Regions from separate parts of the Homo sapiens genome. Here region 1 is linked to region 2. A link is a loop called in an ENCODE intact Hi-C map of the cell type or tissue named here. Cell type or tissue: mammary epithelial cell. All regions are shown on one strand. Links, peaks and the distances in the headings refer to the core of each region. The heading gives the core; the rest is flanking DNA. Region 1 overlaps PADI1 (peptidyl arginine deiminase 1). Region 2 has its middle 21 kb from the start of LINC02783.

Region 1 (13,436 bases), core at 3,787-11,786, 47 kb before region 2:
ACCCTGCCTGCAGTCCAGCAGTCCCTCAGCTAGCAAGCAGAGGAGGTGGGGTCTGAGCCCACAGTGGGCTCCTGAGCCCCTCCCTCAACAGCTGCTTTATCCCTGCCTTTTCCCTGTCGGGGAGAAAGGGCCATGTCTAGGATTTGGGTGCTGGGGGCTGGGGCGAGTGAGGAGGGACTCGTCTGAGCTTCGGGCAGGCGATGAGAGAGAAGGTTGGCTTAGGTGTGGGAGATCCGTGCACACAAAGATGTGGACGTGTGTGTGTGCACCTGCACGGGTTGTTGTTGTGCGGTCCTGCCCACACGAGAGCACTGGGGCATCTTGCTGGGTCCGTGTGTGGGCTGAATACAGGGATTAATGTGAAGTTGTCTGTGAATCTGAGGGGGTGACTAGGAGAGCTTGTGTTTTGTGGGAGTACTCACGTGTACATGTGTGATACTGGAGTGGTGGTGGAGGTTTGCGTGTTTTGGGCGTCAGTGGCATTGTATCAGGATACGTTTTGTGTATGTACTGTGATAAGCTTTGTGAGGTTTGGTTAAGTGGGGAGCTTTGGAATGGGAATTGCCAATGTGGGGCTCTTACCTTGGATGGGGGTGGAGAGATCCAACCCTTTTCTATGAGAAAGTGGCCTCTTACCTTGAAGTCCTTTAATTCCTTACTGGCTGTGCCCACAGATACGACCATGTCTGCATCAGTGTCTAGCGGCCAACGGGCCTTGCCTATGGGCTCTTTCACACGTGTGCGGTTGTAGACCATGAAGACCTCCACCCCGGAGCTTCCAGAGACCCTGAAGCTGTTGGCACCCTTGGGCACATCACTGGCAGAGAAGAGAGATGGGAAGAGAACCAGTCTTCCCATCTCTCTTCAGGGGAGTGGCCACAGTGGGGTGGGGGCTTGGGGCTGCCAGGCCGTTCAAATGGCACCCCTCAACAGTCAGGCTGGGGAGGCACAGGGCAGTGCCACTGGCCAGGAGCATCTGGAAGCCAGGGCATAGATGGTAAACCCTTGGACACCCCCAGCCCACACCCAAGTCCTTTCCAGATCTGACACTTCCAAACTCTCCAGCTCAACAGAGATCCACTAACCCACCACCTCTCACCACCTCCACTGACATCACTGCGGCCCAAGCCACCATCACCCCTCGCCTGGATCACCGAGCAGCTTTCTCATGGGTCCGTGGTCCCACCCAGGCCCCTCCAGTCTGTTTTGCACACAGCAGAGCGTGTTGTTCCTTTGCTGGAAAGCAGTGGTTTCCATCAAACTCAGTAAAAGGCAGAATCCTCTTGAGTAGCATAAGAGGCCCTTCTGATGCGCCCCTGCCACCTTGCTGACTGCCTCCTCCCTACTACGCTTTCCCTCGCTCACTTAGCTCCAGCCACGCTGGCCTTCCTGTTGTGCCATGAAGATGGCAAGGCTGTCCTGGCACTGCCCGCTCCTGCTGCATGGACTGCTCCTCCCCAAGATGTCCACAAGTCTCCTTCCCTCACCCTCTTCAAGGCTCTGCCTAAATGTCACCTTCTCAGCAAGCTCCTGCCCCCACCCAATCACTCCATTTAATGCTGCACCTTGCCCACCTTTCCCCCCGACTGATCCCCCATCTCCCTTCCCCTGCTCTGATTCTTTTTTTTTTTTTTTCTTGAGACAGAGTCTCACTCTCTCACCCAGGTTGGAGTGCAGTGGTGCAGTCTCTGCTCACTGCAACCTCCGCCTCCCAGGTTCAAGCGATTCTCCCACCTCAATGCCAGTCAACTGTCCATCTCTCTTGCTAGAAGGTCAGCTCCACAAGGGCAGGAATTTTATCTGTTTTGTTCACAGCTGCATCCCCAGCACCTATAACAGTGTCTGGCACATGGTAGGTGTAGGTGCCCAATAAACACGTGTGAATGAATGGATGCATTCTCACTTTCTGCCACTCTGCAGGGGGATTCAAGCCCATCTGCACTTGAGTGGAGATCTAGAACTTGACTAATGCCAGCACCCCGTGCAACTTCTTTCCATCACCCAATACACCGCATTCACCTGATACATCAGAGCTCTGGGATCAAGAAATGGGTGTTGAGAAGCCTCCCATCTGCCTTGGCCCCAGCCTGGGGCACTCATCTGCCGGGCCCCCACCCTACCCCTCACACCACCAGCTGCTCCCAGCCACAGCTGGTTGGGGCCAGCCTTCCTGGCCCACAGCATCAGAGGGGGATGCACTGCAAACTCAGGCTACAGGGCACGCAGAGCAAAACCAACAGGGCCTCTGTGGGTGGCATCTCATTCTTCTTCATCCCCTGCATAAGCGTGAACTATGGCCTCTCTGTGCCAGGCACTGCACTAATCCCCAGAGTTCCAGGAGGCTCTTGAGCCTGTGGCGCTCACACTCTGGAGAGGAGGTTGAATGAGAGAACTACACATTGGTGCTTGTTCTTCCTTTGTAAGTCAGGGCTCTCCAACATCATCCCCCACGGCAGAGCCATCAGCCACCAGGACACCACCCAAGGTCAAGTCCACTTACAGACATCCACCTGACTACAAAGATGCTGCTGGAGGAATTTTGTCTGTTTTGCTCACAGCTGCATCCCCAACACCTGTAACAGTGTCTGGCCCATAGTAGGTGCTCAATAAACACTTGTTAATAAATGGTTGGATTCTCACTTTCTGCCACTCTGCAAAAGGGGTCCTTCTGCATATTCTCCCGCCTTCATCCTTTCCTGGACCCCTAAAAAACCACCCAAATATTCAGCCCTCTGGAGAAACCAGACCCCCTCCACAACCTCTGCCATGATCACTTGGCCCCATCAAAAAACTGTCTCCATTGACTGCGGTGACAACAGTCCTAATTCCAACAATCACGAGTCCTACTTGGCGCTCCCTAATGCTCATCACAACCCCCCAAAGCAAAGATTATAATCCCCATTTTACAGAAGAGGCAGGAGTGTGCAGGGGCCCCAGGAGCCCCTGCAGGCTGCTGGCAAGACCCACCTCCCCCATCCCCCACTCCTGGCCTTACAATCACCACATTCCACAGCACTTTTGGGGGTCCTCGCACCTTACCTGCTCTTCCTCATCGTTTACATCAGTTGCCATGGAAACCCCAAGTCTCCTGGACTATCATCCTCTCATCTGACCCCCTTCCTCATCCTCCCCAACTCCCTTTCAATCCCAGCCACCATCATCTGCACGATATCCTCAGTCCCACCCTGGACAGTTTCCTTGATCTTGTACTGTAAAAGAAGCCTGCCCCCAATAGCAGGCATGGCCTCCCCTTCAGCCATCTCCCTGGTGACTGCTTCCCCCTTACTCCCTCCAGCCCCTGGGCCTGGAGGTGGGCAAGGGTCCTTCATGCTCCTCAATGTCCCTTCCAGATCATCATCTTTCTTCACTCCGTAAACCCCCAGCTTTGCATTGACATTTCCAGACTACACCACCCATCTACAGGGACACCTTTGCACACCATCGCTCTGTCCTCATCTCGAGGGTGCCAGCTCCTGCCATGTTCCTCAGCCGGCTGCCGTCACCAGTTTATACTTCAATGGCGATGTAGATGGTGTGCTGCACCCTGGTCCCTCAGTCCCTTGACCTCTCATCCAATGCTCCTGTCCTCCACCTGGCCTCATCCCCTCCTTCACGGGGCAGGTGCTATAGAATGTTATTATCAAAAAACTGCACCCACTACAAGCTCCCCTGTTAGCAACCCACTCGGACACCGCTTCCCAATATTCCAGCTCACTCCTAACACACCAGTGCAACCAAACCTTCAGCCCACTGGGACGCTTGACCTTTGAAGGCTGAGTCCTCTCTACTCGCCCCCCACTGCTGTCCCTCATCCCTCATGTTCCCTCTTCCCTTCCCCAGGATAGTCCCATAGATCCCATAGTCCCCCGCTGCGGCCACCCCCTTGCTCCACTCCCTAATCTTTTGCTCATCCTTCCCTCCCTTGAGCTGCCTGGCAGAGCTCCAGCTATACAATCAGATCCAACTCTCCACCCCCTCTGCACCTGCACCACGCGGCTGACCATGGTTCACTTGGACTCATGACTGCTGACCTCAATGGATGCGTGACATGCTCGTGCTCCTACAGCATTGCTCCAGGCTCTTTTCTCTTTCAGTGTCCTAGAGGACTATGTCCTATCTTCTCCTATCTCCAGAAGCCTCCCCACTCTTCCCCCTTGTCACTCAGAGCCTTCAACCTCCCTCCTCCCACCACCTCATCTCCCAGCCCTCCTGCCTTTGAGTCCACGACCATGCCTGCCCTCCTGGGAAGAGGGGTGTGCTGTCTGGGCTCTTGCCCAAGACCAGCCCTCCTGGGGCACATCCCCTACTCAAGGGCATCACTGGCCTTGCCCCTTCTCCCCTCCCTTGCACCCAGCACACAGACGTGAATATCACCCATCCCCAAACTCATTCTCCTTTGACCTCCTCATTTCTTCTGCTCCCTTGACACCTCCAATTATTTCTTCTCTTTGCGTCTGCAACCTGCCTCTAATCAGCCTTTCCTCCCACCACACCAAGGAAACTCCACTGTTGCCAAACCCAGTGGGTCTTTTCTCTTCTTCCCCTCATTGACCTGTCAGAGGCACTTGGCCCAGATGATCACCTGTCTTTGAAACACTTTCCCACTTGGCAGCTGGGACACGGGCTCTGCTTGCTCTCCTCTGACTCCGTGGCCTTTCCTCTAATGCCTTTGCTGTGTCACTCCCCCTTACCCCCTAACTCCAGGCAGTGGTGTGCTGGCAAATGTTTAACAACCAGCTCTCTGGAGTGGGGGGGTTCTTATGCATATATATGTATATATAAATTTATTATAAATTTTACTGATGTAAATAGTGTGTAGCACATAATGTAAAAATAATAGTATAATACATATAATTCTTTATTGTAAAATGTGTTGTAAATTCTATATAGTACATTGATTCCTCCAGATGCCCTCTCTTGCAACTGTAGCCAACCTGTGGTTGCAATTTGACCATGATTTGACCAATGCAATTGCATCCCAATCTGCTCATTCTTTCCTCCATAAGTTTATTGTCACTAAATCTGATATGTGACGTAAACGTTGGTTGATATTTTTGTTGGCATTCACGAATAAGATGAAAGGGGAAACAATGAAGATGCATGTCACCCTTCATTCATTCATCTAGGATATGAGCAACCTCTTTGCTGAATCAGATAATCCTGGAGGAACATTTCATCAATTTTTGGTACTAACCACAATGTCATGGCTATAGACGCAATACACTTTTAAATTGAGTTGACATTGTTAACCTGTCTCCATCACTTTCTGAACTCTAGGCATTTGATAAAACGATGAATGAAGCCCTGATTTGTAGCCTTGACCAATGTCTGTGGTGTAAACACTCCCACTCTAGCCAGTTTCAAGTTACCAGCCCAACATCATTGGACTCAGAGTTTCAAAGAGCTGCATAATAGCACCTCGTGACATCACTATTTCCACTATATCTGGACAATGGTAAAATGCAGTAAAATAATTAAGCAGTGATGAGTTTTCAGTACTACTGCCTTTGTTTTTAATATAATTTGCTTAATTGTGTGTATATTTAATTTTAAATAGTGGCTGTGTTTAACAAGGGGTTCATAACCTTCTTAAAAATTAAACAATCAGATCTCCTTGAGGAAGGACCCTGGTACATTGCCACAAACACACTGTTCAACTTTCTCCCAGCCTTCCCCGAGAGGACACACAACTTTTTACCAGGGTGACTGTCACTGGGGAAAAGGAAATAATCGTACATTTCTAGTTCTCCTGCACACCGGCCCTGAACTGGTCTAGGAGACCCTAAACAACACTGCGGCCCACCTGGCAGAGCAGGGGCTCATGGAGGCCAGGTGATCCATGGAGTTTCAGCTCAGGTTCATCTTACAGTGGGTCCAGTAGCCCCTGAGCCCATGTGTGGTTCCGCCCCACCCCAACAAGTTCTGAAATGTGTAATTGGAATAGGCACCATCGGCAACGGGCAGAATCCCTACACTGGTACTCTTCAGAGTGCGGCTGGCCCCAGCGCACCTGGCTTAGGGCTCAGCCTCCCCTCTCCTCCTCTCCTCCCCTCCCTCCCCTCTCCTCCTCTCCTCCCCTCCCTCCCCTCTCCTCTCCTCCTTTCTTCTGTCTACACCCACTCCCTTGGTTTTCTCCACCTGCCACATCAATATGGTTAGAACTCTCAGACTTCTTGCTTTCTGAGTTTCTCCCTGGGTGTCTACCAGGCATTTTATTTTATTTATTTTTTATTTTTTGAGACAACGTCGTGCTCTGTCACCCAGGCTGGAGTGCAAAGGCATGATCTCAGCTCACTGCAACCTCTGCCTCCTGGGTTCAAGCGATTCTCCTGCCTCAGCCTCCCAAGTAGCTGGGATTACAGGAGCTCACCACCACGCCAGCTAATTTTTGTATTTTTAGTAGAGATGGGGTTTCGCCATGTTGGCCAGGCTGGTCTTGAACTCCCGACCTCAAGTGATCTGCCAACCTCGGCCTCCCACAGTGCTGGGATTACAGGCGTGAGCCACTGCGCCCAGCCCTACCAAGCATTTTAAATTTCACACATCCAAAGCCAAACTCCTGCTTCCCCATGCCCACTCCTTCCCCACTCCTTTCAAACCTGCTCCTGCCCAACCCACCGCAAGTCTGTCCATAGCAGCTCCACCTTCCAATTCAGCCTCACCTCCTCTTGTTCCCTCACTCGCACAGCCAGCCCCTCAGCAAATCCCATCAGCTCCACCTTCATAGCAACTGCAGACCCTGACCGCTCTCACCTCTGCCACAGCTCACATCCTGTCCAAGCCACCAGTTGCTTCCATGTGGATTTTTATCATAGGCCAGTGACCTGCTTCCCCTCTCTCCCCACAGTCCAGCTTCAACATAGCAGCCAGAGGGACCTTTTAAAATAGAAGTCCCGTTGCATCCCTCCTGCTCAGAGGCTGTCACCAGAGCCTGTGTGGCCTCCCAGGCTTTCCTGACCCATTGCTTTCCCTCCCCACGCCCTCTTGCTTGTTCCTGCCGTTCTTCAAGCATGCCAGGGCTGCAGCTCTGTCTGTCCGGAATGTTCCTGTCACCAATCCCTGCGGTCCGCCCAGCCCCTCACTTCCTTCTCTCAGGGTAGCATACGAGGCCTTTCTGATGTACCCTTCTTGCCTGTTGCAAATGGCGTGACACAAATGACACCATGAGTCTGGTTCCCCAACCCCAGCTTCATTCCAGCCCATGGCACCGGCCACCTCCCAGCCACCTGACAGAGCACATATCTGCTCATTGCAGTCTCTCCCTCTAAAATGCAGAGATTTTTTTTCTGTTTTATGCTGTCTGCATCGCTGCTGTCATCTCTGCATCCAGCTTAGTGCCTGGCATGAACCAGGGGCACAATCAACGCGTTCTGGACAAGGACACAGCGACTCAGGATGGTGGAGTGGCTTTCTCAGGACTGCCCAGCGGGGAGGTGGCTGAGTCATGATTGAATCCAGTCGGCCTGGCCCATGAGTTCCAAGAGCAAGTAGCCACAAGCCCAGGGCACCCAGCTGGCAGCAGAAGGGTTTCTAGCTCATGGGTGACTCCTGCTCCACCCCACTCAGGGACCACCGGTGCCAGACACAGCCCTTTCAAGGGAAGCAGGACTCTGTGGAGCCAATCCCTAGCTTTGGGCAAAAGTTGACATCTCTAAGTCACAGCCCCCTATTTGGAGTCTTGGTAGAAAATGATGATGATGATGATGATGACGATGATGATGATGATGAAAGAAGGGGGAAGAAATGACAGGTACAATTTCTCTGGGGCTATCAAGACCCTCCAAGCCCAGCCTAGCTTCCTGTAGTCTAGATCTGCTCCCTCCCCACCCCAAACTTGCTCAATAGCTCACACCTCTGTTCACCTCTCTCTGGGGTGCTGGGCTCCTGGTCTCAGTGTCTCCCTCCCCTGTGAGTAACAGATGAGTGGGCAGTGCCTAGAGGGGTCAGGCCTTGGGGGAAATGTGGCTTCCTGCAGGAGACACCTGCTATGCAGGTCTGAGGCCCAGGGCCACTCCCACAGGCATGGGGAGGGGCCTATTCTAGTTCCCAGCCCCACTGCCTTCAAGACTTGGTTCCCATCACCCCCATCCAGGTCAGCTTCAGCTACAGAAGAGCGGCAGGTACCCCAGCAGGAGCTTTGAAAACCACCAGGAAGAGGCAGGAGGAGGGGTCTGCTTATTCTCTCTGGCACCCAAGCAAGGCAGGTTATGCCGGGTGAGCCCTGCGCTGCCTTTGATTCTCATTCCCTTGGCATCCTACCCCAACCCTTGCCCCGGGGCTGGGAGACGGGGCTTATACTGCCTTTCCTTATCTCTCAGGTGCCCAGATCTGTGGGCCTGGTCATGGATGAAGGGCTGCCCTTGGGAGGTGTGACAGGCAGGAGTGGGAGCTTGTGGGGAGCCCCAGGCCACCCTGCAGTGGGCTGTATTGCGCCAGCTTTCTGGAGCTGCTCCCGGCTTCCTCCAAATCTAATAATCCTCTCCAAGATGCTTCTCTTTGGTGATGTCTCATGATGTAGCCCCCAGACCTAACCAACCCCCAGATATGCAGTACTGGCATGTCCCCAAATGCACAGTCAGGTGAGGTCACAGATTTGAAAGCACCCCTCCAAATAAAAAAGGCCAAATCATTACCACTACAGGAGTCACCCTGTCAGGTGTCTTGGTAATCACTGTTATATCATCATGGTTTCCACTGTTATGCTGATGAGCCTGCCCCTCACCAGGCTGCTCCCCCATCTCTGCTGGGCCAAGTCATGGGGCGGGGGGCAGGGGGGTCTTTTGCATTCTTCAAGACCCACTTCAAATGCCACCTCTTCCATGGAGTGAAGTGTGGGTTCTGTGTGGAGCATGGCCTCCAACTGGGTCACTCAACTGCCTCGATTTTCCTCCGCTGTAAAATGGACACAATCCCAAGAGCTACTTCCTAGACTGTTGGAGGGATTCCCTGAGATGATGACTTCTCAGCGTTAGATGCTGTCACCATGGTTACAATTACTCTTCTCAGAATCCCCAGACAGCCCAACTCACTCCAGCCAGAAACCTTATGTGCTTCCTCTGTGCCCCCATGGCCCTGGTTCAGACCTTCCTGGGGGCCACTTCACATCTCGTCTGCGCCGCCCAGAGCAGCGTCCTCCTACTCACCCTGCAATGCCCACCAACCTCATGCCCACAGCAGGGCCAGTTGCATCAGGTTCAATAGAGAGGTTATGGGCAGAATGGGGTGAATTCTTAGAGAATCTCACAAAAGGAGACGCGGAGGGCGGGATGAGGAGTGTAAAACCAACTACTCTCCACCCCTGCCCGCCTCCTGTGGTAAGGTGCAGGTTCACCCACTGGTTATGGCATAAGGCAGCATGTTCCATGGGTTCTAGTGGGGCAGGGAAAGAGCCTGCATTTTCAAGCACCTGCCGTGTGCCAGGCACGTGCTTAGCTTTTGCTATCCATGATCTCATCTAGACTTCACTCCAACTCCTGCTCCCCGACCAAGGTAGGTGTTACTTGTCACAGGGTAATGACGGCCGGTAATGCAGGAGTAAAAGAATTTACCAGGACAGCTGTGTGTAAAGGAAAGCAGATTGATTACAGAAAGTAGGAAAATACATCGCCAGAGACACAAAAGTCAGCCTTCAAGAAAGAAGCCTCTCTCTGGGGTGAAGCCGACTGCAAAGAAACAAAGACTTGCTGGGGATTTTATAGGACGATGTTTATCTGTCTGTTGAAGAGGGCTTTGTGCAGTACTGATTATGCCCAGGCCGCGGGGAGCTCAGTTGCAGGGGTCTGGTGAAAGCTGGGTGCAGGAAGATTGTGAGTTACTTGCATAGGAGGGCAATGCGTCCTGGACCATGAAGAAAGGCAGGCTTGGAGCTGATCAGCTTTCTTTTCTTTTTTTACTTTTCCCTGCTCCTACCAGCCTGGTAGGAGATTACGTCCCCACTTCACAGATGAAGAAATCTCGGAGAAGTTAAGTAACTTTACTCAGGTCACCCAGATAGCAAAGTGAGAAGCTGTCCTGGCTGGTATTAAAATGAGTGCGTGTGTGCCCTGAGCATGCCCTTGTCGGGGACTGGAAGGAGGAGACGATCAGGGATGTCGGAAGGAAACAGGAATGTGTTGAGAGAGTGTGCAATTCGAGCTCCTCTGCATGGCTCTTTGGCAGCAGGCCAGGGAGGCCTAGGGAGGGTGGCGGCACCAAGGCAGGAAAGCCACAGCCCCCTGGCCCCACCACACACCCACATCTTACAGCGGCAAGGCGAGGGGGGTGGTGCCTGTGATCTTCTTGTCCTTGTCTGCCCTAAAATGACAGAAGAGACCAGGGAGCATCTTGCATAGCATAGGCCTTGGGTCAGAGACGGGCCTTGGAGGTCATCCCGGCCAGCCCCCTGCCCACTCCCAAAGACTGACAGCTCACTACCTCACACCCCTCTCTGCTTTGACAGTTCAGGTAATTAGAAAGCTTTTCCTTTTGCGTGGCTGCAACTTGCTTCCCAGAAGCCTCGGCCCACTGGGGCTCCACCGGCCAAATCTTAGGTCAACAGCTCAGAAATGTACCACCTGGTCTCTAGGGAGAAGAGAAATACAGCAGTCACAGAGGAATGCTTCCCTGCCAACTGTCCTATCCTGCACTTTGGACATGGCCAGATCCTGGGGGCAGAAACTGAGTGGGTGGGGGTGGGGGCCAATGTGCTCTTGGGGGTCGTCTGGGGCACTGTGCTGGATGAGTGGTGGGGGCAGGAGGGGGAGAATCAGGCAGAATCGGACGAAAAGGCTGAAGAGCAGGCACTGCTGGCTGAGCCTGTGGCTCCCCTGCACGCCTGGCCAGGATCTGGCCTGCCAGGAGCCCCACAGGTGCCAGCCGCTAGGTGTCCTGGAATGAAGCCACAAGAAATGCCGTAGGGTCAGGCAGCAGGGCCCAGCAAATCTCCTGGGGTGACCAGCTCCGTGGGTGATTCTGCCTGGAGCCAGGGATCTGCCTGGAGGCTGATAGTCCCGGGGTACTGGCCGCCACCCCGTGAGCTCCAGCTAAAGGCCAGCAGCTTCCCTGGGGCACACAGGGCTCCCATTAGTGCTGCCAGTGGCTCTGCCTCAACGTACCTTCCTGGGTAGCTACTGTACATCAGGTCCCATGCTGGGCACCAGGAAAGCAGAGACAAATCATCCTTGGCTTTGCCCTTGTGGGGTCCACAGAGTCTACGGAGGGTTTTTACTCCATTCTCTGATTCCATCCCCATGGCCCCTGCCTGCTAATAGGGGAGTGATTATTCTTCTCCCCATTTTACAGAAAATGAGCTGAAATACAGAGAGGTCACACAGAGGGTGATGGGGCACAGCCGTGCTTGGCCCCTGCCTGGGTCTGATTCCAAAGCTCATCTGCTGCCCTGCCTTCACTTCACCCCTCACTTACCCAGCAACATAGAAGAGTCTCAGAGCCTGGGCAGTCACAGGGTTAGGCTCACAGAATTTAGAACCAGGTGGACCTGGGTCCAAATCCCAGCTCTGGCATTTGTGGGCTGTGTGACTTCAGAAAAGTCTCTTAACCTCTCTGTGTCTCCGCGTGTCTGCAAATGGGGATTATAGTAGTCCCCATCTCACAGGCTTGTTGTGAGGTTTAACTGAGATGGTGCAGTGAGCACTTAAAACAGGGCTGCCGGCTGGGCATGGTGGCTCATGCCTGTAATCCGAGCACTTTGGGAGGCTGAGGTCAGGAGTTCAAGACCAGCCTGGCCTACATAGTAAAACCCCATCTCTATTAAAAATACAAAAAACTAGCTGGGCATGGTGGAGGGAGAGGAATTGCTTCAACCTGGGAGGCGGAGGTTGCAGTGAGCCAAGATCGTGCCACTGCACTCCAGCCTGGGTGACAGAGCAAGACTCCGTCTCAAAAAAAAACAAAAACAAAAACAAAAAACCAGGGCTGCCATCATGATCATTACAGTCACAGAGGGCATCTGAAAGGCATGGAGGAGTGGGCAGACCCGGACAAAAGAGGACACAGGGCCCTGTCGTTAATAGGACCCTGGCACCTCCCTTCACTCTCCTCCCTGACCAAGAAAATGGGTCAGGTGTGCAATTGTTGAAACCCACATCCTGAAATTTGTTTAACTCTCCAACTAGGATGGAAGCTCCTCACATGTGGCCATGGGCCGTATCATCACCGAGTGCCAGAACCCAGCACAGAGCAGGTGCCCGGGAGCAGACGGCCCTGGGGAAAAGACCACAGGAGGTTCCTTGAGATGGGAGGTGTGGGCACCAGACAGTAGGAGGGGGCAGCTCCAACCCCCAGTCCCCTGGCTGCAACCCTGGCTTTAGCTTTCCCCTGCATCCTCTCCCCGGGGCTGGCTGGGGCTGCTGGAGGTTGAGGGAGGGCAATGGCTGATGTCCCAGACCCCTCAGCAGGCTCAGGCATTTTCTCAGGAGTCTAGAATCACACATGATGTGGCTGTGTCCTGTCTTCTCCCTCATTCACAGAAATCACACTAGTGGGTGCCTTATGCCCTGTCATTGCTTGGGGAGGGGCACGCCCAGAGAGCCCAGGCTGAGGGCGCAGGCTGAACCAGCTTTCTCCCAAGTGGAGCTCTGCCCAGCCAGGAATGGAGGCTGGAGAAGAGGGACAGCTTTCACTCACTGGTCTTCCCAGAAGAGATAAACAGGGGCTGGGGACCAGAATGTCCCTGAGAGATAGGGCCCTGAATTTAGAGTCCAAGTCGTGAGTCACCGATCCTCTCCCCAAAGCATGTCCGCATTCTGTGGATTGTGGAATTCCTCAAGGTAAAATGGAAAAAAATTGGCCGGGCGCGGTGGCTCAGGCCTGTAATCCTAGCTACTTGGGGGGCTAAGGCAGAGGATCACTTGAGCCCAAGAGTTTGAGGTTGCACTGAGCCATGGTCACACCACTGCACCCTAGCCTGGGTGACAGAACGAGACCTTGTCTCAAAAAATAAAATAAAATAAAATAAAATAAAAACTTAGGCAGGGTGAGATGGCTCACACCTGTAATCCCAACACTTTGGGAGGCCGAGGTGGGCAGATCACCTGAGGTCAGGAGTTCGAGACCAGCCTGGAAAACACGGCAAAACCTTGTCTCCATTAAAAATACGGGGTGGTGCATAACTGTAATCCCAGCTACTTGGGGGGCAGAGGAGTGCAGGAGAATCACTTGAACCTGGGAGATGGAGGTTGTAGTGAGCCGAGATCATGTCACTGCACTCCAGCCTGGGCAACAGAGTGAGACTCCATCTCAAAAATAAAAATAAAAATAAAATAAAATGGAAAAAATAAAGGTGCCAGCTTCGCAGGTACAAACAATAAGGGATGTCACTCCGAAGAAAACAGGCTCAGAGATGCTAAGTGACTGGCCCAAGGTCACACAGCCTGCAAAGACCAGCTGGAAGTAAAAGGGATGGGAGCTGAGAAGGGAAGAGAAGAAGGCTCAGAGTG
Region 2 (16,556 bases), core at 4,298-12,297:
CCCTGTTGCTGCTCCCCATATGGCCTCTACTGTTGACATGGAAGTGGAGGTTATCCTCATTACTACTGGACAGTAGTGAAAGCCCTGATGCAATTCTAGGGCTCCTCTGCTACCACCTCAGTCAGCCCCTCATTGCTGCAGTGTAGAGGTGGACGATCAGGCCCCTCTACATGCGGACATCAGACCGCATGGTCTACTGATATTACAGAGTATGAAGGTATTCATTATCACCCAGTGAGAATCAAAGTCCAGCTCCTCGGCCTTCTCTGACGTCACCACAGCTGAAAAGTTGAGGCATCTCTTTGTAGTCTGGAAAAGGTGGAAGTCAAAGTTTTCCACTCAGCCTTCCCTGGAAAGGTAAGGCTAAGGTCACAGTTTTTTCTGTAGTGTTTGGCTGGAGTAGAGCAGTTATCATCTGAAAGTTTGTCTTTCTCAGCTGCTTCTTCCTGGTCCTTTGGCTAGAAAGAGCCAGCTTTTCTTGGGGCTTATTTGTCTGCATCCCTTCATGTTTTGGGGTTGCTGCCTCTCCAATTTGGGATATGTGAGGCAAAAAGAAAACCCAGGAAACCCAGCTTTATATATTCTGAACTTATGTTATTAGATCATACAAGTTCATAATTGTTTCAGTATTCCAATGTATTGAACCTTTTAAGATTATATGGTAACTCCCTTGTTTCCTCACAACGTTTTTACTTTAAAGCCCATCTTATCCACGTTTATTAAAGCTGAACCTAGTTCCTTTGGGTTGGCTTTTTTTTTTTTTTTTTTTGGTATGTCTTTTCCTATTCTTTTGCTTCTCTACTTCCTATGATTGTATATTTGCGTGTATATATATATATATATATATATATATATATATATATATATATATATAGTTTTTTTGAGACAGTTTCACTCTGTCACCCAGGCTGGAGTGCAGTGGTGCAATCTTGGCTCACTGCAACCTCTACCTCCCAGGTTCAAGCGATTCTCCTGTTTCAGCCTCCTGAGTAGCTGGGATTACAGGCATGTGCCACCATGCCCAGCTAATTTTTGTATTTTTTAAGTAGAGACGGGGTTTCACCATGTTGGCCAGGCTGGCCTCAAACTCCTGACCTCAAGTGATCCACCTGCCTCAGCCTCCCAAAGTGCTGGGATTACAGGCATGAGCCACCACACTCGGCCTGATTTTATATTTTACTCTAGTACAAAGTTTTGCTTTTTCATCCACTCTCACAATATATGTTTTTCAGCTAGATAATTTATTCCAGTCCATTTCCAATTATTGTCATTGCTGGCTCATTAATTTTGTTCATCCAAATATTTAAGTGGCTACTGTGTGCCAGGCTCTGTTTTAGGTGCTAAAATATGGCAGTGAATCAAAGAGTCAAAAATACACATGCTTGGCATTAGAGTCTGGTTGGGGGAGATAGACAATAAACAAATGGCTAAGCAAACAAACATATGACTAAAACATATATTGTCCATGGAGAAGAATAATTTATGTAGATTTACTGAGGAGAATATGGACAGGTGGGGTGGGGGAGTAACTTTACAGTGCTGTGTCAATGTCCTACGGCTGTCATAACTGGGTATCACAACTGAGTCGCTTAAACAACAGAAATTTGTTCCCAAATTTCTCACCATTTTGAAGGCTGAAAGTTCAAAATCAAGGTGTTGGTAGGGTTGGTTCCTTCTGAGGGCTGTGAGAGAAGGAGCTTGTATTAGTCCATTTTCATACGGCAATAAAGAACTGCCCAAGACTGGGTAATTTGTAAAGGAAAGAGGTTTAATTGACTCACAGTTCAGCGTGTCTGGGGAGGCCTCAGGAAACTTACAATCATGGCGGAAGGCTAAGGGGAAGAAAGGCCCCTTCTTCACAAGGCGACAGGAAGGAGAAGTGAAGGGGGAAGAGCCCCTTATAAAATCATCAGATCTCATGAGAACTCACTCACTATCACGAGAACAGCATGGGAGAAACTGCCCCCATGATTCAATTACCTCCACCTCGTCTCTCCCTTGACATGAAGAGATTATGGGGATTATGGGGATTACAATTCAAGATGAGATTTGAGTGGGGACACAAAGCTTAATCATACCAAAGCTATTCCAGGCTTCTCTCCTTGGCTTATAGATGACCATCTTCACGTTCACACGGTGTCTCCCTGTGTGCATGTCTTTCCAAATTTACTCTTTTTTATTAGGACACCAGTCACATTGGATTAGTGCCCACCTTAACAACTTCATTTTAACGTGATTACCTCTGTAAAGACCCTGTCTCCAGATAAGGTCACATTCTGAGGTATTAGGGGTTAGGATTTCAGCATGTGAATTTTAGGTGAGTAGCAGGGACACAATTCAACCCATAACAAGTGAAAACTGATGAACACTACCTCAGCCAGGTGATCGATGTTCGCCTCGGTGATGATTAGCACACAGAGTGGGGCAAGGGCACTGATTTCTACAGGGGTCAGGAAGCCTCTCTAGCAAAGCAAACTAAGAGTGACCTGAAGGATGAAAGGACACAGCCATGGGGACACCTGGAGAGTCTGAGACCCAGAAGAGGGAGCAGCAAGTGCAGGACCATGGTTGACTCATTCAAAGAACCACTGGGAGGCTAGTGTGGCCCAGGGGTAGGGGAGGGGAAGGGACACGTTATGTATTAGTCTGTTTTCACACTGCTCATAAAGACATATCTGAGACTGGGTAATTTATACAGAAAAAGAGATTTAATGGACTCACTGTTCTACATGGCTGGGGAGGCCTCACAATCATGGCGGAAGGCAAACGGCACATCTTACATGGTGGCAGGCAAGAGACAGAATGAGAACCAAGCCAAAGGTGAAACCCTTCATAAAATCATCAGATCTCGTGAGACTTATTCACTACCACAAGAACAGTATGGGGGAAACCGCCCCCACAATTCAATTATCTCCCACTGGGATCCTCCCACAACATGTGGGAATTATGGGAGCTACAATTCAAGATGAGATTTGGGTGAGGACACAGCCAAACCATACCAGAGTACTAGGGGATGAAGTCAGAGAAATGAAAGGCAGAATCATGTTGTCCTTATAGGCCAAAGGAAGGGTCTGCTTCCTCCAAGTGAGATGAGGAGTTGCCGGAAGGGTTTGAGCAAAGGAGAGGCATAACTTGGCAGAATCCCTCTGGCTGCTTTGCTGACCACAGATTAGAGGGAGGCAAGGGTAGAAAGCAGAGAGACCAGTCAGAGAAGCAATCATAATCCTGGCGAGAAGCAATGGTGTCTTGGACCAGGGAGGAAGTAGTGGAGCAGGTAATAAACAGTCAGAGATGATTTTTGGGAGGCAGATCCGACAGGGTTCACTGATGGATAAACTGTGGGGTGTGAGAGGAAGACAGGAGTGGATGACTTCACGGTTTTGGCACAGGCACCCAGAAGCATGGGGAAGTCTCAGGGAGGGGCAAGTTTGCAGGGCTGGACATCAGGAGGATGGTTTTGCAGGTGTGAGGTTGAGGTGCCTATTAGACCTCCAAGGGGCAACACAGGGGAGGGGACTGGTTAATCTCACTGGAGTCCAAAGCCAGAGGTCTGGGCTGGACATAGGATTGTGGGAGTGGGCAGACAATTTCAAAGCCAGAGATCTCCTAGGGAGTGAGTGTGGGTAGGAGAGAGATGGGGCCCAAGGACAGAGCCCTGAGGCCCTCCAATGTTTAGAGTTTGGGGAGAACAAAGGAGCCAGGGAGGTAGGAGAAAACCCAAGAGAAAGTGGGATGTCCCAGAAGAGAGAGGGTCTCAAGAGGGAGCATGATCACCAGGTGTGGTGGCTGGAGGATTGTTTGAAGTCAAGAGTTTAAGACCAGCCTGAGCAACATAGTGGGACCCCATGCCACAAACCCTCCCTAAAAACTTTTTTTTCTTTATAAACTGGGTGTGGTGGCACACACTTGTGGTCCCAGTTACTTGAGAGGTTGAGGTGGGAAGATCACTTGAGACCACAGCTCTAGGCTACAGTGAGCCAAGATCATGCCTCTGCACTCCAGCCTGGATGACAGAGCAAGACCCTGTTTCTAAAAGAAATAAAAATAATAAATAAACAGATAAGGAGCATGATCAGCATGTGAAAGAAAAAGGTCTGAAAAGTGATCCCAGCTAGGCCTCCCATCCTGATAAATGCCTTTTTAGTTTTAAAATTAACTTTAGGGCCAGGCGCATTGGCTCACACCTGTATAATCCCAGCACTTTGGGAGGCTGAGGTGGGTGGATCACTTGAGGTCAGGAGTTCAAGACCGTCCTGGCCAACATAGTGAAACCCTGTCTCTACTAAAAACACAAAAATTGGCTGGGCGTGGTGGCGGGCGCCTGTAATCCCAGCTACTTGGGAGGCTGAGGCAGGAGAATTACTCGAACCCAGGAGGCAGAGGCTGCAGTGAGCTGAGATCGTGCCACTGCACTCCAGCCTGGGTGACAGAGTGAGACTCTGTCTCAAATAAATAAATAATAAAATTAACTTTATTGACATATAATTTACATGTGTATATAATTTACATACAGTAAAAGCATCCATTTTAATAAGTGTATGGTTTGATGAGTTTTGACAAATGTATAAACTCACGTAATCACCACCCCCAATCAAGAGTTACAACATTTTCACTAGCCCCAAAAGGTCCCTTTTCCCTTTGCAGTCAATCCCTTTCTCAACCCTTGTCCCCAAGCCACCACTCACATGCATTCTGTGGCTATAGACTAGATTTTTGCCTGTCCTGCAAAGAATTACACATGAAATCATAGACTTGGTATTATTTTGCATCTTGCTTCTTTCTCTCTGCAAAATGTTTTTTAGATTAATCCACGTTGTTGAAAGTATCTGGCACTTCATCTCACAAGTCACCCACTTGGCCCTCTTCCAAGTGTACTTAAAAAAAAAAAGAGGCCGGGCGCGGTGGTTCACACCTGTAATCCCAGCACTCTGGGAGGCCGAGGCGGGCGGATCACAAGATCAGGAGATCGAGACCATCTTGGCTAACACGGTGAAACCCTGTCTCTACTAAAAATACAAAAAATTAGCCGGGCGTGGTGGCAGGTGCCTGTAATCCCAGCTACTCGGGAGGCTGAGGCAGGAGAATGGCGTGAACCTGGGAGGCGGAGCTTGCAGTGAGCCGAGATCGCACCATTGCACTCCAGCCTGGGCAACAGAGCGAGACTCCATCTCAAAAAAAAAAAGAAAGAAAGAAAAAGAAGAGAAAGTATCTGCAGTTCATTGCTTTGTTATTGCTAAGTCATATTCCATTATAAATTGCAATTCGTTTATCTGCTCGCTGTTGATGAACATTCATGTTGTTTTCAGTGCTGGGATATTATAAACTTTTATGAACTTTCCTATACAAATCTTCTCATGGTCATGTTTTCATTTCTCTTTGGCAAATACTTAGGTATTGCTGGCTCATATGTTAAATGTACATTGAATTTTTATAAGAAACCAAGTCTGGTCCTTTTTAATACTCTCTTGTTCTGTGCTTATGGTTTTATGTTTCTTTTTTTGTTTTTGTTTTGTTTGCTTGTTTGTTTTACAGACAGGGTCTCGTTCTGTTACCCAGGCTGGAGTGCAGTGGCTTGATCACAGCTCACTGCAGCTTCAAACTCCTGGACTCCAGCAATCCTCACCTCAGCCTCCCAAGTAGCTGGGACTATAGGCACACACCACCACACCCAGCTAATTTTTGAGAAATATTTTGTGGAGACGGGGGTCTCACTATGTTGCCCAGGGTGGTCTTGAACTCCTGGCCTAAAGTGACTTTCTCAAAGTGCTGGGCTTACAGGCGTCAGCTACTGTGCCCAGCAGGACACTTTTATTTAAATTATGTAGCACTCTTATTACCCAAAATGAATACTCTAATTCCAATCCTTGAAGTGTTTACAGGTCTGATTCCTCTGTTTGTGGTTTCTTTGCATGTTTTTAAATGTTTTTATTGTGAGCTCATGATCATCAGGATTCTAACTGGTAGGAACTTTATAAGGTCTGGTTTGATATGTGTTTCTCTAGAAAGGATTTTAGTTTGTTTTTGCTGGAGACCTGGGAGTACTATTCACCAGGGACTCCTTGAAACTAGGTTCTCAGCCTGGTGTTTCTGGACCAAACAAGCAATGCCAGCACTTTAGGGGGTGAGGCAGGAGGATTTCTTGAGGCCAGGAGTTCAAGACCAGCCTGGGCAACATAGCAAGACCCCATCTCTTTAAAACAAAAATAATTAATTAATTTAAAAATAAATTTCTTCACATGGACACAGGGAGGGGACCATCACACACTGGGGGCCTGTTGGGGGTTGGGGGGCAAGGGGAGGGAAAGCATTAGGACAAAAGCCTAATGCATGCGGGGTTTAAAACCTAGATGATGAGTTGATGGGTGCAGCAAACCACCATGGCACATGTATACCTATGTAACAAACCTGCATGTTCTGCACATGTATCCCAGGATTTAAAGTATAACAAAAAATAAAAATAAAAATAAAATAAAATAAAGTGGGAATTTGGGCCCTGATCTCACATAAGGGCTGGCTCAGGGGAGAGTTTCTTTCCCTCTTTATTCTGAGTGAAAGCCAAGACCAACCCTTTTCTTGCCATATCCTTTTAGAAGGTAGATCTTTTTCAAGTTTGCCCTTTCACTAAGGATGTTGCCTGCAGAAGCTCTGACTTCGTATGGGAGCTCAGACCCCAGTTCCACTCGGTCAGGCCTTGGGCTACGTCTTCTATCTCCCCTGCATCTGTTAAAAGCAAAGCTCTACATTGTAGTGGGAGAGGGAGTATCAAATGGCACATACCCTTTGAAAAACAGTTTGGCAGTTTCTTATAAAGTCAAACAAACCCTTACCATACAATCCTGCAATCTCACTCCCAGCTATTTGCCCAAGTGAAGTGAAAAAACTACATTTACACCATAACCTATGCGTGAATGTTTGTATCAGCTTTACTCATAATAACCAAAAGCAGGCCGGGTGCAGTGGCTCACACCTGTAATCCCAGCACTTTGGGAGGCGGAGGTGGGAGGACTGCTTGAGTTCAGGAGTTTGAGACCAGCCTTGGCAACATTGTGAGACCCTGTCTCTACAAAAAATAAAGGAATAATTAGCAGGGCCTGGTGGCACATGCCTGTAGTCCCCACTACTCGGGAGGCTGAGGTAGGAGGATTGCTTGAGCTCAGGAGTTTGAAGCTGCAGTGCCATGATTGTACCACTGCACTCCAGCCTGGGCAGCAGAGCAAGACCTTGTCTTAAAAATCAATAAATGAGGCCGGGCCCGGTGACTCACACTGTAATCCCAGCACTTTGGGAGGCTGAGGCAGGCGGATCATTTGAGGATAGGAATTTGAGACCAGTTTGGCCAACAATGGTGAAACCCTGTCTCTACTAAAAATACAAAAATTAGCTGGGTTTGGTGGCACACACCTGTAATCCCAGCTACTCGGGAGGCTGAGGCACCAGAATCCCTGGAACCTAGGAGGTGGAGGTTGCAGTGAGCCAAGATCACGCCATTGCACCCCAGCCTAGGAGACAGAGAGAGACTGTCTAAATAAATAAATAAAAAAAATACATAATAACCAAAAGCTGAAGACAGCTCAGATATTCTTCAGCAAGTGAGTGGATCAACAGACTGGCACATCTGCACAATACTAACACACTTAGAAACGCAACATAGATGAATCTCAATTGCCTTATGCTAAGTGAAAGTCAGACTCGAAAGACAACGTGTTGCTGGATGATTCCATTTTTGTGACATCCTGGAAAAGGCAAAAATATAGGAAGAGAAGACAGATTAGTGTTTGCCAGGAGGCAGAAGTGAGAACAGGGATTGACTTCCAAAGGATTCAGGGACATTGACGAGAGATTAAACTTCTATACCTTGATTTGTGATGGCGGGTACACAACTCTATGCATTAGTCAACACTCAAAGAACTTTATACTAAAAAGGGTGAATTCTACTCTACGTGAAGTTGACCACAACTTTAAAAACAACAAAGCTCTAGTTTACAGGAATCTTTTAGGCCAGCCTCCAGTCGAGGGTTCACCCCCTCTTGATTTGTGTAGACATTCTTTTTTTTTTTTTTTTTTTGGCTTTGGAGCACTTCCTCTACATTCTTGCCAACTCAGTCATGCCTTTTAAAAGATTCTTTTAAAATTTTTGTCCAGGACACCAGCCTAATGTGGGACACCATCTTTAACCTCAAAGGGACCTAGTCCAGTGGAAGACAGAACAGGCAGGCACGGGAGAGCCTCCTCTCAAACATCCATGCATGGCAGATCCCCCAGGAGCCTCGGGGTCTCCTGGACCTGCCTGAGATCACACAACTTTTTCGTAATGGCAGTAATGGCTGTAATTAACTGGCATAAAAATGTGAGGCACAAAAGCAGCTGGCCGGGCTCACAGCCAGGGAGGTGGAACCAGGTAACTCACAGCCCTGCTGGGGGTAACATCAGGGCAGGCTCTGAGGGGCGTGAAGCCTGACCGGGCTCAGAGAGAGACCCACATATCTGCAGACGTCACTCTGTGCAGGCAGCCTCAAGGTTGGGACTCTAATGAGGATGGGTCTGACTCAGTCCTAGTCAGCGTCCAGGGACACTGGGGCTGTCCCTCTTGGAGGGAAACAAATGCCCACAGCATGAGTTTCACTGGTAACCCCTGTGCCGAGAGTTCACCAGGCATTGAACCAAGCTCTTCACCAGTATGACCAACCGCGTGGAGCTCTCTCCGGGCCTCTGATTCAATAGTACCTGTCTCATTGGCAGCAGTGAGGATTCAGTTAGCTGATATGTGTAAAGCACTTAGCACCGTGTGGGCTCCTCCATAAATGCTGACCATTATCATCACCAACCCATTTAACAGATGATGTCACTGAGGCCCGGTGCTGTTAAGGGACTTGTACAGTCATGCAGCTACCACGTTGCAGAATTGGGTATACCTGGCTCTGGAATTTTACAAGACAGCTTGCCTGGAGCAAGGTCACACCTAGACAGAAGTTCTCGGGGCTCAGGTAGGACTAAAAATATTCCAGGGAGGGCAAAGGGGCTCCCCTGGGCCCATTCCACCTAGCTCTGAGCACCTCAACCCTGTCCTCACTGTTGAGCACCCATCTTCCTCTCTGCATTTTCTTCCCATCTCTAAACACCTCCTCCAGGGGGCCTTCCTTGATTTCCCTTCCTCATGTCAAAGCACAGAATTCCATTTAACCTAAAGGCCTATTTAGATGTCAGGCACTGCCTGGAGCTCTAGGGATGTAGCAATAAGGAGCCAGACAGAGCTTTGTCCTCATGAAGCTGACATATTGGTGAAGAGAAGAGATAATAAGTTTTAAAACAATACACTTAATTATAAATCATGGTTAGGTCTGTAAAGGAAGCAAATAAAGAGGTCTGAGAAAGCCTCCTGGGCAAGGCAACATTTAAGCTGAAACCTTGGATGAGAAAGCCCCAGACACTGTCAGGAGTAGAGCGTTCCAGGTTGGGGCGGGGGGGGGGCGGTGTGGGTGGAGTTTATGCAAAGACCCTGGGCTGGAAAATTGCCTCCAGGGTTTAGGGAGCTGCAAGAAGACCTCTGTGGCCAGGAAGGGAGGGAGGGGGGAGGGAAGAGGGTGGGATCAAAGACAGAAGCAGCAGGCAGGGGCTGGGATGAGAGCCTTGTTTGCCAGTTGTGCCCTTTGGCTTTGACTCCAAGCGAGGTGGGAGTCACTGCAAGGTTCTGAGCCCAGGATGCTCTGCAGGGAGTGGATGCCAGGGAGGCAGGGCAGGAAAGAGGGAGATGCAGTGGGCTAGATGGGGCTGATGAGAGTTGGGACTAGAGAAGGGGCATCAGGTGGCAAGAGGTGGACAGGTTGAGTTCCTGAGGACCCAGAGCTCATTCTTCTCCAACTCTATGCTGTCCACTGGTGCCACCTATCCCTTCTCTAGATTTATACCCTAGCTCCTAACACCTCTTCCAGGGAGCCCTCCCTAATTCTCCCATCCTCTGAGCTGGTAACCCAGGCTCTCCCTTCCCCCATCCACATCTCAGGCTATTGAGAAGATCCTCCTGGAGCTGTGCACAACCTTGTCACCCAGAGACCCCCTCACAATAGAATCAACAGCTACGACTAAGGGTGGAGTCCAAGGCTGTGGACAGTCCCTGAGACCAGAGGCTTAGGGAGACCTGACTTCAGAGGGGATCTGTTTTTTCCCAAATCCTTTTTAATGCCCACCTGCTCCAATAGAGGCTGGATCCAAAGGGTTTTGAAGTTGCTTTGTAGAGGATGGAGTCCCCTAGTACGGGCAGTTTCCAGGTTAGCGCCAGCCTGGAGTCTTCTCCCCACCACCCCCACCCCCACCATGGGGTTCCAGTCCTGACAGCTCTCCCTCCTAAACCTCACTCACACCTTTCCCTTCCTTACCAGCCCCCAAGCCAGGGCCCTGCTTCCTTCATTTGCCCAAGAAAATTGTACTAAGCACCTACTACATGCCTGATTCTGAGCATCCCACTGAGATCAGAGATTGCCAAAGCACAGCCATGCCGTAGGGGTTCACAGTCTGGAGGAGGCAAGTAGGCAAACTGATGGTGGGGATGGTGGTGGGCATGGTGGGTGGTGGGGATGTTGGTGGGGATGGTGATGGTGATGGTAGGGATGGTGGGAATGGTGTTGGGGATGGTGGGGATGGTGATGTTGATGGTAAGGATGGTGGGAATGGTGGGGATGATGATGGAGATGGTGGGGGTGATGGTGACTGTGGTGGGAATGGTGGAAATAGTGGTGGGGATTGTAATGGGGATGATGGTGGGGATGTTGGGGATGGTGGTAGGGATGATGGAGATGGAAGGGAGGATGGTGGGGATGGTGTTGGGGATGGTGAGGATCATGGTGGGGATGAGGGGGACAATGAAGACAGTGGAGATGATAGCTCTCATTCGTTAGGGCTCACTATGTTACAAGCATGATACAAGCACTTGACTTCTAATCCTCATAACAGCCCTATGAGGTAAGAATAATTATTTTAATAATGGGTAACATTTACTATTTATTAAGCACCAGGCACTCTTCTAAAGTCTTTACAAGTGTTAACCCAACCAAGGCAGCTACAATTATTGCCCCTATTTTGCAGATTAGGAAACTGAGGCACAGAGAATTTTATTTACTTGACCAACGTGACACAGCCAGTTATCGTGAGAGCAAAATGAATTGGCTATGAAGGATGTGGATAGCAGGCGCTATGGGATACAGAGGAGAGTGTCCTGCACCATCATGCTGGGCAGATCAAGGCAAATGTCATGGAGGAGGTCATGTTAACCCAAGTCTTAAGGGGTTAGTAGGGGTTTGCTAGGTGGGTATGAGGGAAGGCATTCCAGGCAGAAGGATCCATGGAGCAGTGGCGCAGAGGCATGCTCAGGGAACAGGGTGGGCCTCAGCAGGGCTAGAGGATTGGGGTGGGGATGCTCAGGCTGGAGAGGTGAGAAGAAGCCCAATCCCCAATCCCAGAGGTTCCTGCAGACAGGGCTGAGGGCTTGGACTTTATCCTGAAGGCGATATGAGGCTGTAGCCCCCCACCCCCATCTCTCCCCTGAACTGCCAAGACCTATTTTCAACTCTGCTGGGAGCTGAAGAAATAAACCTCCCTTAAACCGGGCCAACTCAGCGACCTTCACCTGCACCTCCACCAGAAGACTGTCGACTGTGGGCCCTGCCTCTCACCCCATTCTTGTTACACCCCAAATTGTCCTTGAGAGTCTTCAGGTCACCCCACTGCCTCCCATTAACACTGTACCCAGGTTCAGTGTATGAGTCCTATCCCACAACCACAGCTCCCACACCTTGTCCCCCTGCCCACACACCCTCTGTTCTCCCATCCACCTGTCCACAGCCTGTTCCTCCCCTGGGCTCGGCTCAGGAGCCACCTCCTCCAGAAAGCCCTCCCTAATCACTCTAACCTAGAAGAGCTTCTGTCTCCGCTCTTCCCAGTTGCATGTCACATGGGATCCATGCCATGGTGGGATTTATGAACTACCGGTTTTCTTCTCTCCAATTCCATCTCCCCAGTTGGAATGTGAGAGAGATGCTTAGGGTCAAGACCGTATCCTAGAATTAAGTGTTTTTCTTAAAGCTCCAGCATACGAGGCTGCGCTCCATGCTCCAGCAGCCTCCTGGTCGTCTGGCCACTTGAGGAAACTGAGGCTGAGAGGGTTGAAGGAATTTCTCCATGGTCATCAGTTTGGGTTTGACTTCAAGTCTGCCTGACACCAAACTCCATGTCAGGAGCTGCTTCTCACAGTTTTCCTGGAGCCCATCCCTCCCCAGGCAAGGCACACAGCAGGTGTTCAGCAGAAACTCAGGGACTGATCCAAAGCCTGGCACAGCCCAGGAGTCACCCTCATGTGAAGTCCTGCCTCGGCCTTGTTTTTTCAGATGGAGTCCTCTAAAGGCTGCTGGCTGCCCTTCCAATTACTGCTGAAGGCACGGCCGACAACATCAAGGTCTGGACGGCCGCACAAGTCCTCGGGAGCTGGAGGCTGAGATTTCAGAAGTTCTGAGCTCCTCTGACAGATGCTGGCCTGGACCCATCCAAAAGGCCATGGGCAGGAATCCGAATCAAGGCCCGAAGGAACCCGGGGCAACAGGTGCAAGCTCACATCACTCAGCCCTGTCAAACTGTAGCCAGGTGTCTCAACCACTGTCGGCCCGCACCAAGCCCTGACTGCGTCCGGCACTGTGCTGGGACCTCACAGGCCTTTCTCCTCTCTCTTTCCGACAGTACCATGCAACCTCTTTGTGCAGATGACATGTGATGCATTTCTTCCACCAGCCAATCACCCACTGAGTCTACAAATATGTGCTGAACACCTACTATGTGCCAGACCTGGAAGACAGAACTGGGCTACAAAAATGTGCAAGATATACACAGTCCCAACTCTTTAGAGCATAGCATCTGAGGGATGCCTGGCTTTGGGTCCCAGACCAAATCCCCCCTGGGTGGGGTAATACAAAGGCCTCACTAATGACGATGAAGAAGGGGAAAATCACTCCGCACATCCACAGTAGGGCATGGGGAACTGCGACGAGCATCTTCCTAATTTATCCTGCCGGGTTGTACTGGGGACACCCCCATGTGAAAGCCCCACTGGGCATGAGCCCTGGGAGTCATTCTTATAGAGGGGCCCTCTTGCTAAGTGTCCCCCACCCCATGCACCCTGCCAACATGGGGTGGGGGTGCGGGGGTGACAGACAGCAGGAGGGTGCGGAGGCAACAGAGCAGCAGGAGGAGAACCGGGACTGTGGCATGCCATCCAGCCCAGGGACACACAGGTCATGAAGTCAAAGACACTGTGCAGGCAAGGACTGTCCTTAAGCTGTGGTGGCAAAGACATCCTTTAAAGGGACTCTCTGCGGGGCATGGGGTTGAGAAGGTGTGAGGAACAGAGCCAGCCAGGACAGCAACCAGAGGCAGGAGGTCTTCAGGACCAGGTTTCCCAAATAGAGGGTTCCTGGTGGGTCTGTGGCCTGAGGTGACTGAGCCACACAGGGAGAGAAGCTGTCCAGGGCCATTCCCCCATGCGCAGATGGAAAAACAGGCCTGCGAAGGAGGAGTGGCCTGGGGCTACACAACAAGGGGCAGGTGCAGCCCAGGCAGACAGTGGAGCTGGCCCAGGGCACAAGCCGGCTGGAGAGCACTTGAGTCACCAGGTCCTCCTCACTGGGACCTGCATGGCTACCTCATGGAGTCTCATCACGTCCTCATGACTGGCTGTGCCGCCGCTGGGCAGTTACTCACAGGCTTGGTACAGAGGCCCCGGGCAGATGGGGGAGGGCAAGGTAGGAGAGATGGGCCTCTGGCCAGAGCCCTGCCCAGTTTCCTCCTTCCTCAGCCCCTTCTCATCCCTGCTTCTTCTTTCCTGGGGCATCTGCTGGCATCCAGAGTCCCCGTCAGCAGGGAGCAGGGGCAGAGGCTAAGCCTCCCTCGTTAGACAGGGGTCTCCTCCGAGGCAGAGCCTGTGCCTTTCCCGCCACACCAGGAGCTCTCCCATGGGTATCCCTTGGACCAGTAGCTCTGCCTGGGTGGAAGCTGCACCTCTCCCTCAAACCAGTGGCCTTCCCAGGGTGGATCTCTGTCTCCTCCGTCCCCTAGGAACTCCCTGGACCCCTTCCTCTGGGAGACTGGCCAGTCCTGGAAAACGAGTCCCCATCCCCTTAGAGTCAGTGCAGTGGAACCTGAGAAGTGGCTGTTCGAGGGCAGCTGTGTAGTAGGAACAACATCCTTCCACAGGCCCCGAGGTGAGGGATGCCCTCCGGCCTCACTCCAACCTGGGCTCATGTCTTACATTGCCACCCCCCCAGCCCTGGGACCTGAGGCAATTGACCCGACCTCCCGGAGCCTCTATGTCCTCACTGGTGAAGCACGGTGCCAGCTGCCTGCCTCGTGGGGTTGGTGAGAAGCAAATGACATAATGTTTGTCAGGTGTTTAATGTAGGGCCCAGCACATGGTGAGTGCCCCACAAATGGGCCCAATTATCATTGTTATTAAAAGAATCACGAGAGATGACCACACCTCAGTGATGCCCAGTACTCTACAGTTTACAAGGCACTACCATCTGCGGTCACATGGGAGCCTCGAAGAGCCCATGAGGTGACAGCGCTGGAGGTTCCCAGCAGCGGCAACCGAGGCCCAGGCTCCTTTCCCACATCACCGTCCTCCGGGCTCTGGCCTTGTAATCCTGACACGCTGGTTGACAGGTGTCTGTGCTGCATCAGAGTAATTACAAACTGGGCAGCTGGAGTGCAGTACTTAACCTCTCTGAGCCCCGGCTTCCTCATCTGTAAAATGGGAATGACAGTACACCCTCATAGCCTGGCTGCAAAGAGTGAATGATGTCACGCATGAAAAGGTCTTAGAACACCTTCTGAAAGAGGCAGTGCTATCTGTAAACTGGTGTTTGCCAGTTTCATTATTTATTCAGCACCTACTCAATGGAAGTGTTTCATTTTAAAATATCACATCTAATCCTTACAACCATATTGCTTCCATTTCACAGTGCATTGTAGGCAGTGTGCTCTGGGAAACTGGCTCTGGGAAGGAGACTTGCACACTGAATTGCCAGATGCTTTCAGGATCAACACCTAGGGTGGGTGCGGGCAGGCCAAGGGAAATGTATTGGGTGGAGAGAGCAGCTGGGCTGTGGTGGACTCCAACAGAGATCTCAGCCAAGCCCACAGGAGGCTCCAGAGCTGGAATATTCAGAGATGTGCTTCACTGAGGCACAAAACTACCCAGCTAAAGACTTCATTTCCCAGTATCCCTTGCAGCTGGTGTGACCACGTGACCAGGATATGTCCAAGACAAGTGAGAGGAAGTGATACATGCAACTTTCAGTTGTGTCCTTAAGAAAAAACAATAAAGAAACCTGCCTTCCCTTTCCCTTGTCTCCCTTCTCATTAGATGGAATGCAGATGTGATGGAGGGGCCTGGGCAGCCAGACTAGATCATGAGGTAGAATACAAGTGTTAGAGAGAGTGGAGCAATGAGACAGAAAGAGCCTGGTCCCCACATGTCAGTCAGCGCCTTCAGTAGTCCTGGACCACATCCATTTCACCCTTTCCTCTCCTCCCTTATTAAAGCCACTGTTTTTCTGATATTTGTGACACTAGCCAAATCTGTGGGATAACTGATACAAACCAAGGTAGCCCCATCAAGAGAGAATCTGTTAGCATTTGATATCTCTCCTTTGATTCTTTTTTCTAGACATATTGTATATCAATATATACATGAATGTTCATCTATTTATGGGGGCATGTGTATTTGAATGTACAGGAGGTGTGGATTTCCCAGTACACAAACTCAGGTATGCAAATGTAAACCAGAAAGAAAATTCTAAGCCCCAACCAACTGAATGGACTCCTCCTCTTGGCCAAGGGCATTCTAAAGTAAACCTGAAACACTAGTTCAGGCCATGATGGGAACGGGTAATTGAACGTGTCTCATCATACCTTTCTCCCTTTGGAATACAGGCACAGCTAACCAGCATTAACATTAAAGCAGAGACCTTAAGACAGAACAGACTCTTTAAGTCTGATAAGAAACATTTACAATCTATTCTCTCTGAAGCCTGCTAGCTGAAGACTTCATCTGCATAATAAAAACCTTGGTCTCCACAACCCCTTATCTTAACCCAGACACTCCCTTCTATTGAGTCCAGGTATTTAAATAAACGCTTTCAACCAATTACTAATCAGAAAATCTTTGAATCCACCTGTGACCTGGAACCACTCCCTCCCCACTTCAAGTTGTCCCTCCTTTCCAGACTGAACCAATGCACATCTTACATGTATTGATTGATGCCTTATGTCTCCCTTAAATGTATAAAACCAAGCTGTAGCCCAACCACCTTGGGCACATGTCATCAGGACCTCCTTAGGCTGTGCCATTGGCATGTCCTTAACCTTGGCAAAATAAACTTCCAAATTGATTGAGACTTGTCTCAGATACTTTTTGGTTTACACGAGAAACACAATTTATTTTTTCTGCAACCAAATGTAGTCTGTGTCTCAAGCTCCCCATTCCCTGGTGGTGGAAACCTAAACCAGCCAATGAG

The links. A loop is a pair of places that touch in the nucleus more often than their neighbours do. Peaks named below come from ENCODE experiments on the same cell type or tissue, not always from the same donor. Only the 100,000 strongest peaks of a DNase experiment are listed, where the experiment ranks them.
Region 1: it touches region 2 in a loop (2.2-fold over the local background); 3 of 110 quality-filtered maps call a loop at or near these places.

What each region holds. Positions count from the first base shown.
Region 1 is chr1:17,209,671-17,223,106 of GRCh38, reverse strand. It overlaps PADI1 (peptidyl arginine deiminase 1), which reads right to left. Exons shown (of 16, transcript NM_013358.3): 2 at 637-817. Among named protein-coding and RNA genes, the nearest start is that of PADI1, 11 kb to the right of the region's middle. RefSeq lists an enhancer at 12,396-12,897. In mammary epithelial cell, for the core only: a CTCF peak has its summit at 10,869; DNase peaks (open chromatin) are centred at 7,476 and 7,926; H3K27ac peaks cover 539 bases.
Region 2 is chr1:17,160,225-17,176,780 of GRCh38, reverse strand. No RefSeq gene overlaps it. Among named protein-coding and RNA genes, the nearest start is that of LINC02783, 21 kb to the left of the region's middle. In mammary epithelial cell, for the core only: no CTCF peak of the experiment used is centred there; a DNase peak (open chromatin) is centred at 8,610; H3K27ac peaks cover 461 bases.